Regions from separate parts of the Homo sapiens genome. Here region 2 is linked to region 1. The links are chromatin loops, found by intact Hi-C in ENCODE. Cell type or tissue: right lobe of liver. All regions are shown on one strand. Links, peaks and the distances in the headings refer to the core of each region. The heading gives the core; the rest is flanking DNA. Region 1 has its middle 3.9 kb from the start of LINC02427. Region 2 overlaps LOC105377582 (a long non-coding RNA gene).

Region 1 (6,521 bases), core at 600-5,599:
ACAAACGGGACTGTGGAACTGTGACAAAACGTCGTAGAATCAAGGAAGGCGAGCCGACGCAGACTCAGAGAAAGAACAAACCTCAGAGTCATCTACCTTATAAATAGAACTTTTTAAAAAATTTTTGGCTTCTTCAAAAACTATCCCCCCAAAAAAAACAACAACAAAAAGCACCAACGCATATTATATATTAGGACTTGTAGGCAAATGAACGTATGGCACAGTCTGGACTCATATACATCAAAATGTTAAAATTAGTCTTCTTTGGATGAGAGTGTTGCATTTTATAAAACTTATGTGTATTTTCCTCATTGTTTACAAAGATGAAATAATTTTTTGGTTTGAAATAAGTATAAAGAAAAACACATAGAGCAATTTTTAAACACCTTGGTATCTACGACAAAGTTTTATCATATTTACTTCAGATCCTTCCTCTCTTCCTTCCTTCCTTCCTCCCTGTTTCTTTCTAGAAAAGAAAAGAAAACCAAAAAAATTATGGCCGTGCACGATTGCTCATACCTGTAATCCCAGCACTTTGGGAGGCCGAGCCGGGCGGATCACAAGGTCAAGAGTTCAAGACCATCCTGGCCAACATGGTGAAACCCCGTCTCTACTAAAAATACAAAAATTACCTGGGCGTGGTGGCACGCACCTGTAGTCCCAGCTACTCGGGAGAATAAGGCAGAAGAATCGCTTAAGCCTGAGAGGCAGAGGTTGCAGTGAGCTGAAACTGTGCCACTGCACACCAGCCTGGGTGACAGAGTGAGACTCTGTCTAAAAAAAAAAAAAAAAAAAAGAAAATTGAATTTGACTAATGACTAATGAAATGGGTTGTGTGGAAGACCTGGGTGACCAAATAAAATGCATAACTGTGCAAGTCAAATGCCTGCCACCCAATCTTCATTCTTGTGGAATTTTGAAGTTGGCCAGATAGCCAGTCTCAAAAAATCTCCATCCCCAAAAAACACACATGCAAAAAACAAAAACTTTACAAGTAGTGTCCCTTATGTAGCCCTTTGTCCTCTGCAGGGAAATGCATACATACATACATAGATTCTGCAGAGTATTTATGTATATGTCTCTGTGTTTTTGTTTTTTGAGACAGGGTCTCACTCTGTCTCTCAGAACTGGAGTGCAATAGCACTCATGGCTCATTGCAGCCTCAACCTCCCCGGGTTAAGGTGATCCTCCCATCTCAGTCTCCCTAATAGCTGGGACTACAGGCACACACCACCATGCCTGGCTAATTTTTTGTAGTTTTGTAGAGATGGGGTTTCACCATGTTGCCCAGGCTGGTCTCCAACTTCTGGGCTCAAGCAATCTGCCTGCCTCAGCTTCCCAAATTGATGGGATTACAGGCATGAGTCACCATGACCAGCTCAACAAATTTTTTAAATCAAAATCATATCAAGTATCTTATCAGACTACAATGGAGTCAAACTAGAAATCAATAAAAAGAGAAACTTCAGAAACTGTACAGATACAGGGAGCTCGAACAGCCTGCTTCAGAACAACCATTAAGAAAAAAATTCAAAAATTTCTTGAAAGAAATGAAAATATAAACAACATACAAAAACCTGTGGGATACAGCAAAAGCAATGCTAAGAGGGAAGTTTATAGCAATAAATGCCTGCATCAAAAAAATAGAAAAGTATGTCAAATATACAACTTAATGATGCACCTCAAGGAACTAGAACAGCAAGAATAAATCACACCCAAAATTAGAAGAAGGAAAGAAATAATACATATCAGAGCAGAACTAGGAGGTTGAAGATTATACGGTATATATAAAGTCTTGATAAATTTTGACAAGAAGGCCTTTTTTCTTTACATCAAATAGCAGGATCTCACAAGAGAGAAAGCCTGCTACTTAAATAGAACATAGTTAAATTAGTTATTGGGACTGTGCTTTCACCTAATTAATCAGCTCCTTTTAGGGGAGGGGAGGAGTGGATTCTAGTGAGACAACCACCTGGGAATTTAAATCTACAATCAAGGAATATATAGTTGGAGCCAAAAGATGAGGTTCTTAATCAGAGAACTTAGATAAAACCCAGGAAATTCAGAGAAGGGAAAGCTGGAATTTTCTAAAAGTTAGGTATAAACAACCAAATATGGAGTCCAGCATAAAACATCTTTTTTTGTGATTTTTATTTCTTCAATTACTTAAGATTTGGCTGTTAGTAGTATTTATATTATTGATACTATATTTATACTATTATTTGGTTATTTGGATTTATTGGAGTATTATATTGATTAAGATAATAATACTACATAATAATATAATAAATAACAAATAATACTACATAAAAGATAACAAAGAAATAAAACAGTAACAGTCAATTCTCAATTATCTGTACTAAGGGAGGGGAAGGCCGAGTACAAATCATTAAGAATTATTAATCCCTCTAGTTGGGTGAAAGTTATGGCCCTTGCTTTTAGTGGCAATGGCACCTGAATCCTGACCCAGCTGTCAGCCAGGCATCCGAACTGCTGAGATAGCTTCCATCACAAATAAAATATCTAGTGAAACGCCAGGTGTGGTGGCTCACGCCTCTAATCCCAGCACTTTGGGAAGCCAAGGTGGGGGGGCGGTGAATCACGAGGTCTGGAGTCTGGAGTTCAAGACCAGCCTGGCTAATATGGTGAAACCCCGTCACTACTAAAATTACAAAAATTAGCCGTGTGTAGTGGCATGCACCTGTAGTCCCAGCTACTTGGGAGGCTGAGGCAGGAGAATCACTTGAACCCGGGAGGCAGAGGTTGCAGTGAGCCAAGATTGTGCCACTGCACACTCCAGCCTGGGAGATAGAGTGAGACTCCATCTCAAAAAAAAAAAAAATCTATATCTATATATATAGTGAAAAAGAAACTTAAAACAGTTCTGTTTTGACTATATCAACAGCAAAGTTTAAGTCTAATATAAATATTACTACTATAGCCAGGCATGGTGGCTCATGTCTGTAATCCCAGCACTTTGGGAGGCTGAGGCAGGCTGCTTGAGGCCAGGAATTCGAGACCAGCCTGGCCAACATGACGAAACTCCATCTCTACTAAAAATACAAAAATTAGCCAAGGATGGTGGCGCAGGCCTGTAATCCCAGCTTCTTAGAAGGCCGAGGCCCAAGAATTGCTTGAACCTGGGAGGTGGAGGTTGCAGTGAGCGGACATCATGCCACTGCACTCCAGCCTGGGTGAGAGAGCAAGACTCTGTCTCAAAAAAAAAAAAAAAAAAGAAAAAGAAAAAATTACTGCTGCTATGGTGACTTTGCCTTTGAAAGTTCAGCAAACACTTGTGAAATGTGCACTATGGAAATGGGTCGTGTGCTGAGTGCCAAAAAATTCAACTCCCAACCAGTGCAGCTCACACCTCGTGGGTGAGGCAACACTGCAGGGGGCCCTGAGAACCCTCCTATGCATGGGTTGATTTTCCCAGCCAGTGGATACTTAGAAGACAAGTATTATCTTGTTCACATTTTATTTTTAAAGGGGTCGTCTCCACACAAATGCCACGGATCACAAAAAATGAACAGGGCGTGGTCTCTGCCTTTGGGAGCACGTCATCCACTAATATATATTCTGATTATCATAATGATGCTATTTCGTAAATTAGGAATGATTTTTCAAATTTAACAAGAGGAAACCGAGGCACAAAGAGGTTAAATAATTTTATTATTTCCAGCGTAACTAAATAATCTCCCAATAACATACTAAGTCTCAGTTCTACTAACTTAAGTCTAGTTTTCCTTTCTCCCGCTGAACTATTCAATGTCTTACCTCATGGTATCTTTTTTACCCAAGAAATCAAAGCACTTTGACCACATTACCCAATCTGTTTTTCTGTGCCTAGTTAAATTTTATCTTTTCTCAGTTCGAGTGTTTCAAAACTAATTTTGCACCGAGACATTTACTTTAGTGTGTTTTATAACAGAGTGAACTCTGCTAAAAAGATTTCCATTTAATGGACTCTCCCAGTTGACCTATTCTACCCATAACCTCAATAATATATCTGACTAGTGCCACTGGCGCATGGAGGCTTTTCTCCAATATGCCAACTTCCTTTTTCTTCCATCAGTTGAGATGTTAGTTTTCCAGAGTTAGTTGTTGTCTTAAAACCCACTGGCACCATTTGTACTTACTGTTAACATGTAATTTAATTAAGCTGTATGCAAGACAAGGAACTATGAGTTCAAAACAAGAGACTTGCTGTTTCAATGATAATCATTGAGTGCTTTGAGGAAAGGCAAGAAAGCTAAGTGGCTGAGAAATGCTGTTTAATTAGACTATACAAAGAATGCTTTTCAAATACATTAAAGTTTTCAATCCACTTTAAAGAAACAGACACTGGAAAATTGGAGATGATACATATGGGGGTGATTTATGCAAGAAAGACTTCATAGGGCCAGGTGTGGTGGCTCACGCGTGTAATCCAGCACTTTGAGAAGCCGAAGTGGGCGGATCACCTGAGGCCAGGAGTCCGAGATCAGCCTGGCCAACATGGTGAAACTCCATCTCTGCTAAAAATACCAAAAAAAAATTAGCTGGACACACACACACAAAAATTAGCTGGGTGTCGTGGCACATGCCTGTAATCCCAGCTACTCGGGAAGCTGAGGCAGGAGAATCACTTGAACCCGGGAGGCAGAGGTTGGGGTGAGCCGAGATCACACCACTGCACTCTAGCCTGGGCAACAAGAGCGAAACTCCGTCTCAAAAAAAAAAAAAAAAAAAAAAAAGACTACATAGAAATGAGGTCAGCAGATCTATATAAAGAGAAAACACCTTGGCTCTACCTATAAAAGATTGATAAATGAGTGTATTTTTATTTTCAGTTACAATGTTTAACATTTGTTTCTATTTCTCAACTCTCCATTTTTACTAACTTTTGTAATTATACAACTACCTACTAATGTAAATCACATCAGTTAAGAGAGCTTCTGCTGTATTCTTTGACATAACTGAAAATAATCTTCAGGAATTTAGAAATTAGGATTGAAGTTCCCCCTGGATTAGGCAGTGAAGCTGATTACTCTATTGGATGATTTGCTTAGTTTTTGATTCTGTAGTTGACTTTGCAGAATTTTTTTCCACGGTAAATTCTAAGTTAACAAATTTTTTAAAAATCCAATCCTACTTTTTCAAATCCTGAGACACTATCACACCTCCTTAAAAGAGCATCAGTGATAGAAATGGATTCATTAATAAACTGAGAGACCATCTGAATTCAGATGAAACACTAGCTTTATTTCCATAATGCACCAATTATTAAATACATGAAGTTTCATTTCAAGGGCCTGAGCTTTAAACCTACTGCAGATTAGGCCATTAAGAGGGGCTGATGGGTTCCATATGCATGAAGACCCACTGAAATTGACCAAACCGAGACAGATATTAAGCAGCCAGTAAACCTCACTAGCAGTCTCTTAAAAATGCAAACCAAAACGGCAGCAGAAAAATGCCATGTTTTTCCTATCAGATGAACAAACTTTTAAAAGAATATAATGTTTATATTGGTTAGGATGTGGAGAAATGGATAGAGTAGAAGGGTGTATTGGTATTACTTTAAAGGGGATTTGGCATGATATTGAAATTATAAATACTCTTCAAGTTAAAAATTCTGCTTCTTGTCATTTATCCTAGAGAAACGCTTGTACATGGGCACAAAGAGTCATGTAAAAGGACATTCATTGCTTCATAACTGCAATCATGAAAGATCAAAACCAATCTAAAAATCAGCAACAGGAGAACAATGACATAAATTGTGACTTATTTATAGCATGAAATATGTTGCAGCAGTTAAAGAGAACAAGTTAAATCTAATATGAAAGGTTGTCAAGGACATACGATTTAGTGAGTGGGGGCGGAGTAAACTATGGCATAGAAATACATCATATGATATGGTTTATGTATGAACAAAAATATTAACGCATAAAATGCATTGAAAAGGGTCTGGAAGGATCTACCTGAAACTAGTAACAGTGTCTACCTCCAGAGGGAAAGACTGGTATTGAGGCGGTGGTCAAGATGGATTTTGCTTATCTTACTGTTTTAACTGAAAGTGGGTTCATGTATTACTCATACATTTAAAATATATATATAATAAAAAGCATTAGGAAAAAAAGCCAAAGTTCTCAAACAGGTTAATCACAAAAGAAAAAATATAAATGGCAAAAGAAAAAGTGAGAAAAAGTTCCAAAAATATTTTTGAAGAAAATTTTTCAAGGATTATTAATAGCTCTCTCCTTGGATGATGAAACTATGAATGAATTTTTTAAACTTCTCTTTCTACTCTTCCATATTTTTAAAGTTTTCTATAGTGGAAACACATATAAGAAATGTTTAAAAGGCTGAGAAATGGCTGGTAAATCCTAACTAGCATGTTGTCACCTTTAAATCTTACTCTGACAGACAGCATATAGTCCATTTGGAGTATGTGGAAATTTATGATGAAAAATTCCCATGGAAAAGTGATATTTGAGGTGAGTGGCCCTGTCCTGATGTCATATGACAGACAAACACAC
Region 2 (6,563 bases), core at 1,051-6,050, 270 kb before region 1:
TCTTTTTCAATATTTATACTGAAATAGCTCAGATGAGGCAAGCCCTTGGTGAGGCCAGGCATGGTGGCTGCTGGATTTGGGAGAACTTGACACATATGCAGATAGAAATTGAGGTGAAATGCAGGTGGGGACAAGGGAGGGGCTAGGAGAGGGCACCTGTATCAGCAGCAGCTTGAGTTGAGCTGCTTCCCAACCAGCCTGGCTTTCCCATGCTGGAAGGGGAAGGGCCTCTCCACTGCCCACAGAATTCCTGGAATGACTTTCCATGCTGGGAGAAATGAGGTGGGTGTTCACTCAGTGCCCTGTGCGTGGCATGGAGAGTGCTCTTGGAGGTCAGGTGGATACAGCTGGTCCCTGGGAAAATGGCAAAGGGGTAAGTTAACCTTTTTGGCACATAATCATGCTCTGCCCAAAACTGTGGCCATCCAGTGCCCACAGGCTCAAGGCTTCCTGCTGACTTGGGCGTCTTAGTATGGGAGCTCCCCTCCCCAAGGCCTGACCCAGCAATGCCCGTGTTCAGACTTTCCTAGGCCCTCAACCCTCTGGCTTCCCTCTTTTCCCACGTACATGGCTTGCTTTCTAATCTGCAACCATATTTTGATAAATACATCACAGGGTCAAATGAAATCCCCACCACCCGTTGTGTAAAACATTTGAATTGTTTGTAGATATGCCCAGTCTTGGAGAAAAAAATCAACTGTTGAGAATTTCTGGGTCATTTCCTCAGCACTGGATGTTCACTAGCAGATTTTAATCAACCCACACAGAGGCTTTGGAACTGTCATCTATGAATGTTACAGAAATAACAGAAATGGGCTTTCCGCTTCAGGGGTGGCCATCAGGGCCGGTAACCATGGTAATAACCAGAAGCACCCAAGCCACGTGGTGGATTCCTCTGGGCTCTGACCCGGGGGTCTTCATTTCTTGCACTCCCCTCCTGCTTTTATGTTTCTTTTACTGTCCTTTTTCCTCCTTCTTCTTGATTCCTTCCTGCACTCCGTACTCTGGAATTATTTCCAAAGGGCAGGAGCGTATCTGTGTCCCCTTGGTCCCCTAAGGCAGGCAGGCGTTTTTCTGCTTTGGTCCCTGCTGTGCCTGTAGTACTAGAACAGTGTCCAGCATACCACAGGAGCACGTTTGGTGAATGAATGAATGAATCAATCAATCAATCAATGAATCAGTCAGTCAATCAATCAATAAGGAGGCTAGCTGCCTGGGTACATAGTCACCATCATCACATTTAATACTCGCCAGGGTTACGGGTCAAAACCCGTGGGTTCTCCTGGCCTCACAGATGCATCAACAATGGGCAGTTTGGTTCTAGAATCTCATCCCTCCTCCAACAAAAAGCATTCATTGAGATGAAATAAAAGTGTCCCTTGTGACTCTACAGTTTCGGCTACCCTTCACTTCTCAGTCACTGTGAGCCAAGACCAGAGTTCTGACTCCTAGGAAGCCTCAGAGCTTGATGCAGCTTCCCGTCTGGGTTTCCAGAAACAACTGGGAGGCCAGTTGTTTTCTAGAGTTCTGTTTCCTCTGGCTTCACACCTATTCAGTCTATAAAAGTTGCTCAGCAGAAACCCCACCATCCCATCCCTATCTGTGGCTGTCGTAAAGGAGGCTGTCTTGAAGGCTGGGGGAGTCCTGCTGCCCTCCCACCTTCTGTTCCTGAGCTCTGTGCCTCCAGGCGGGAGGCAGCCCATACACCAAGGCAGCACTTGAGATCAGGTCTCCAGACATTCCCTGAACACCACTTGTGCACAAGCTCTTCTTTCTTTCTTTCTTTTGAGGCAGGGTCTCCCTCTGTCGCCCAGGCTGGAGTGCAGTGTTGCAATCTATCTCAGCTCATTGCAACCTTGACCTCCCAGGCTCAAGCAATCCTCCTACCTCAGCCTCCTAAGTACCTGGGACTACAGGAGCACACCACTATGCCTGGCTAACTTTTGGATTGTTTGCAGAGATGCAGTTTCGCCATGTCGACCAGGCTAATCTCGAGCTCCTGGGCTCAAGAAATCGGTCTGCCTCAGCCTCCCAAAATGCTGGGATTACAGGCATGAGCCACCACGCCAAGCCAGCAAGCTCTTGCAGCACAGAGATGAACGCCCCAAGGGGACACTTGGCCTAGTGATTGGCCAGATACTCCACCATGCACTTTTCATGAGTTTTCTCATTTAACCCTCGAAAGAACCCTCTGAGGAGTGACTGTTCTTAGCCCATTTCACAGATGAGGAAACTGACGCTTAGATAGGTTAAATGACTTGCCCCATGCCACAGAATTACTCAGCAGGGGAGTCAAAATGTGAACTCAAAGCTGACACTAAGCTGTGTTCTCTTAACATTCACAGGAACTCCGGGTGAGGACGACAAGAGCTGAGCTCGGGTGCTTGCCTTCTGCACTCTCGGGAGGAGGCACCAGCATGGGCACCCTTCACAGTTCGGGCCCCTCACTCACAAACGTCTGGCACATGGAAACAAGCTGGCAAAAAGATTGTTTTTTTCTTCTGTACTTTTTGTTATAAGCCTGTGGTGAAGTGTCCATATCTGGCATAAATGAATGTGAGTGGTCTTGGGAATCTAAATATAACATGTTTCTAAGTTACACACAGCATAAATGAGTGTTTATGAGTGGTCTTGGGAATCTAAATATAATACATTTCTAAATTACAACCAACCAACTTACAGGGGGCATTTTGGTCTTTAACCTGTTTATTAAATCAGACACTGCCTGAACTTTCCTCTGAAGGAAGAGAGGAATGAGTATTTACTGAATGCTAATTAAGTGCTACTCACATTACTGGAATGCTTCTCTCTGATCCACCAGCCCCAGGAGAAAGGCCCTGTCCTCATTTTGCAAGCGAGGAAATGGAGGCTCAGAGGAAAGGGTTTATCTTCCCCCTGGGCTCGGCAGAACCAACAGCCAGCCCCAACTCCACCCCAAAGCCTGGATGTGGCCGTGGCTCCAGAGTGGGCCGCCCCTTTCACCATCTGTGCATACTGGGTCGGAGCTGAAATCTGTGATCACCCTTCTGAGCCCTACCCCAAGGACACTGAATCATGTGGTCAGGCTCCCAGCTCAGCACAGCCCTGACTATCAGCTCCATGTGTTTAGCAGCCTGGCCCCAGAATCAAAGCCACTGTTGAGGACACTCAGTATGAAGGAGACCACTTCAGGCCAGTGACAGATTCTCTCCTGGACCAAACTCGACTGAGGCTCCCCTGAGCCCTCTTCTCAACTAGGCCTCAACCCTGGCCTAGAAAGACTTGGACAAACACTAGCATGGCTTCTCATAGCTCAAGGCCGCATCCCTAGGTGACCCCAGCCACCTTGGGTGTCCTTGGGAGGCAATCCCAAGGACACACAAGGCTGCCAAACAAGTTTGCCATTTGCTCCAGCCAACACCCAGAGATCGGGCCCCTGTGCCCCAGTCTGTGAGGGAGGCTGTTAACAAACCCAGGTGGGTTTCTCATGGACCAAGCCCGCTCTGCTGTTTGTAGTTTTCCACTTCTCTGACCCCACTGAGCCCTGGTCACCCCTGCCCAATTCTCTCACTCTCCCTTTAAAACGCCCAGTCTCTACTGCACAAATCAAACTGGAGTTCAGTCTGGGCTGGGCCTTCTCCCTATTGCAATAGATATTACAATCCTTCTTTACCACTTAACTAGCATCTGGCTTGGTTTATTTTTGAGACCAACAGCTGGGGCAGGTGGAGCTGCCCCTCGGTGACAGTCCCTCTTAATACTCCACTGCCTACCCCACCCTCGCTGCTGTTCTGCTGCCTACACCTTAACACTGGCCCTCAGAACCACTCGACTCGCCCCCAGTTACCCGCAGCCTCCTGACTTCTGCCTCTTCCACAGCCCTTCCTGGATGTCCACTTCTCATTTCCAGGAGGAAAATAGGAGTTGCCTGAGTTGGGCTGAGGCATGAAATAGAAAAGTATTTGGGCCTGTTAAGTGTTCCGGATTGCTGAAATAGCCCATCCAAGCCCCACTCTTTCCTGAGTTTATTAAAGGAAGTGGGGAAAGCTCTGTGCTTTTCAGTCTAAGAGCTGGGTGCTGCAGAGAAAGGAGATGTTACTGGGAACACCGACCACCACGTCAAAGGTGCTACTGGGTCCCAGAAGCTTGGGGCAGCTTCTGCAGGGGTCAGTGCCTACCAGTGGAGAAGAGGACTCCAGTCGGGAAGGAAACAGAGCGGCTGGGTTCTTGGTCATCCTTGCAGGGGAGGAATTCTTCTTCACTTAGGTCTTAGCTGCCCAGTCTTCAAAACCACTTCAGGTATCTGCAGTGTACAGGGAGCCAGCTGGGAATTTCCATGGGAGTTGGGGGATTTCCAGATAGCATTTCCTCTTGAGCTGTGCATGACACTTGATAGGCCTAATGCTTTAAAAGTTTTCAGGAAAAGAGTCAGGTGTTCAGTTTTGTTAGGCATTATTTTACTTTGTGATGAATGTGTGGATGGCACACCCCAGCAACTGAGCCAAGCTTTTCCCTGTGGATTTGGGCAAGTACCTGTGAGTGTCAAGACTAAAGGGTGTTGATATAGTTTGTGTGTCTCTGTGTCCCCATCCAAATCTCACCTTGAATCGTAATAATCCCCACGTGTCAAGGGTGAGACAAGGTGAAGATAATTGAATCATGGGGGCAGTTTCCCCCATGCCGATCTCATGACCGTGAGTTCTCATGAGATCTGATGCTTTTACAAAGGGCTTCCCTCTTCGCTGTATACTCATTCTCTCTCCTGCTGCCCTGTGAAGAGGTGCCTTCTGCCATGATTGTAAGTTTCCTGTGGCCTCCCCAGCCATATGGAACTGTGAGTCAATTAAACCTCTTTTCATTATCAATTACCCAGTATCAGGTATTTCTTCACAGCAGTGTGAGAACAGACTTATACAGTAAATTGGTACCAAGAGTGGGGTGCTGCTATACTGGTACGGAAAAATGTGGAAGCAACTTTAGAACTCGGTAAGAGGCAGAGGTTGAAATAGCTTAGAGGGCTCAGAAGAAGACAGGAAGATGCGGGAAAGTTTGGAACTTCCTAGAGACTTGTAGAATGGCTTTGACCAAAATGCTGATAGTGATATGGACAGTGAAGTATAGGCTGAGGTGGTCTCAGATGGAGATGAGGAACTTGTTGGGAACTGGAATAAAGGTCGTGCTATGCTTTAGCAAAGAGACTGGTGGCATTTTGTCTCTGCCCTAGAGATCTGTGGAACTTTGAACTTGAGAGAGATGATTTAGGATATCTGGCAAAAGAAATTTCTAAGTGACAAAGTGTTCAAGAAAAACAGAGCATAAAAGTTTGGAAAATTTTCAGCCTGATGACGTGATAGAAAAGAAAAACCCATTTCCTGGGAAGAAATTCAAGCAGGCTGCAGAAATTTGCACAAGTAATGAGGAGCTGAATGTTAATCACCAAGACGATGGGGAAAATGTCTCCAGGACATGTCAGAGAACTTCACAGCAGCCCCTCCCATCACAAGCCTGGAGGCCTAGGAGGGGAAAATGGTTACCTGGGCCTGGCCCAGGGACCTGTTGCTCTGTGCAGCCTTGGGACTTGGTGTCCTGCATCCCAGCCATTCCAGTTTCAGCTGTGGCTAAAAGGGGTCGAGATCCAGCTTAGGCCATTGCTTCAAGCCTTGGCAGCTTCCATATGGTGTTGGACCTGCAGGTGCATAGAAGTCAAGAATTGAGGTTTGGGAACCTCCAACTAGATTTCCGAGGATGTATGGAAATGCCTGGATGTCCAGGGAGAAGTCTGCTTCAGGGGTGGAGCCCTCATGGAGAACCTCTGCTGGGGCAGTGTGAAAGGAAAATGTGGGGTTGGAGCCCCCACACACAGTCCCCAGTGGGACGCTGCCTACTGGGCCACCATACTTCAGGCCCCAGAATGGTAGATCCACCGACAGCTTGCACTGTGCTCCTGGAAAAGCTGCAGACTCTCAATGCCAGCCTGTGAAAGCAGGCAGGAGGGGGCTGTACCCTGCAAAGCCACAGGGTCAAAGCTGCCAAGACCATGGGAGCCCACCTCTTGCATCAGTGTGCCCTAGATGTGAGACATGGAGTCAAAGGAGATCATTTCAGAGCATTAAGATTGAATAACTGCCTTGCAGGATTTTGGACTTGCATGGAGCCTGTAGCCCCTTTGTTTGGGCCAATTTGGAAGGGGACCATTTACCCAATGCCTGTACTCCCATTGTATCTTAGAAGTAACTAACCTGCCTCTGATTTTACAGGCTCATAGGCAGAAGAGAGTTGCCTTTTCTCAGGTGAGACTTTGGACTTGGACTTTTGAGTTAATACTGGAATGAGTTAAGACTTTGAGGGACTGTTGGGAGAGCATGATTGTGTTGTGAAATGTGAGGGCATGAGATTTGGGAGGGGCCAGGGGCAGAATGATGTGGTTTGGCTCTGTGTCCCCACCCAAATATCACCTTGAATTGTAATAATACCCATGTGTCAAGGGCAGCACCAGGTGGAGATAATTGAATCATGAGGGCATTTTCCCCCATGCTGTTCTCACCATGAGTGAGTTCTCACAAGATCTGATGGTTTTATAAGAG

Evidence for each region. A loop is a pair of places that touch in the nucleus more often than their neighbours do. Peaks named below come from ENCODE experiments on the same cell type or tissue, not always from the same donor. Only the 100,000 strongest peaks of a DNase experiment are listed, where the experiment ranks them.
Region 2: a loop joins it to region 1, with 2.9 times the contacts of the local background. A loop is called at or near these places in 101 of 110 quality-filtered maps.

Annotation. Positions count from the first base shown.
Region 1 is chr4:184,538,247-184,544,767 of GRCh38, forward strand. No RefSeq gene overlaps it. Among named protein-coding and RNA genes, the nearest start is that of LINC02427, 3.9 kb to the left of the region's middle. In right lobe of liver, for the core only: no CTCF peak of the experiment used is centred there; a DNase peak (open chromatin) is centred at 3,355; H3K4me3 peaks cover 693 bases; H3K27ac peaks cover 2,100 bases.
Region 2 is chr4:184,271,664-184,278,226 of GRCh38, forward strand. It overlaps LOC105377582 (a long non-coding RNA gene), which reads right to left. Exons shown (of 6, transcript XR_939552.3): 3 at 5,514-5,665; 4 at 4,158-4,383. LOC105377584 (a long non-coding RNA gene) reads left to right here. Exons shown (of 2, transcript XR_007058414.1): 2 at 2,346-2,599. Among named protein-coding and RNA genes, the nearest start is that of MYL12BP2, 39 kb to the right of the region's middle. RefSeq lists enhancers at 2,090-2,139, 2,430-2,599, 3,537-4,736. In right lobe of liver, for the core only: no CTCF peak of the experiment used is centred there; no DNase peak of the experiment used is centred there.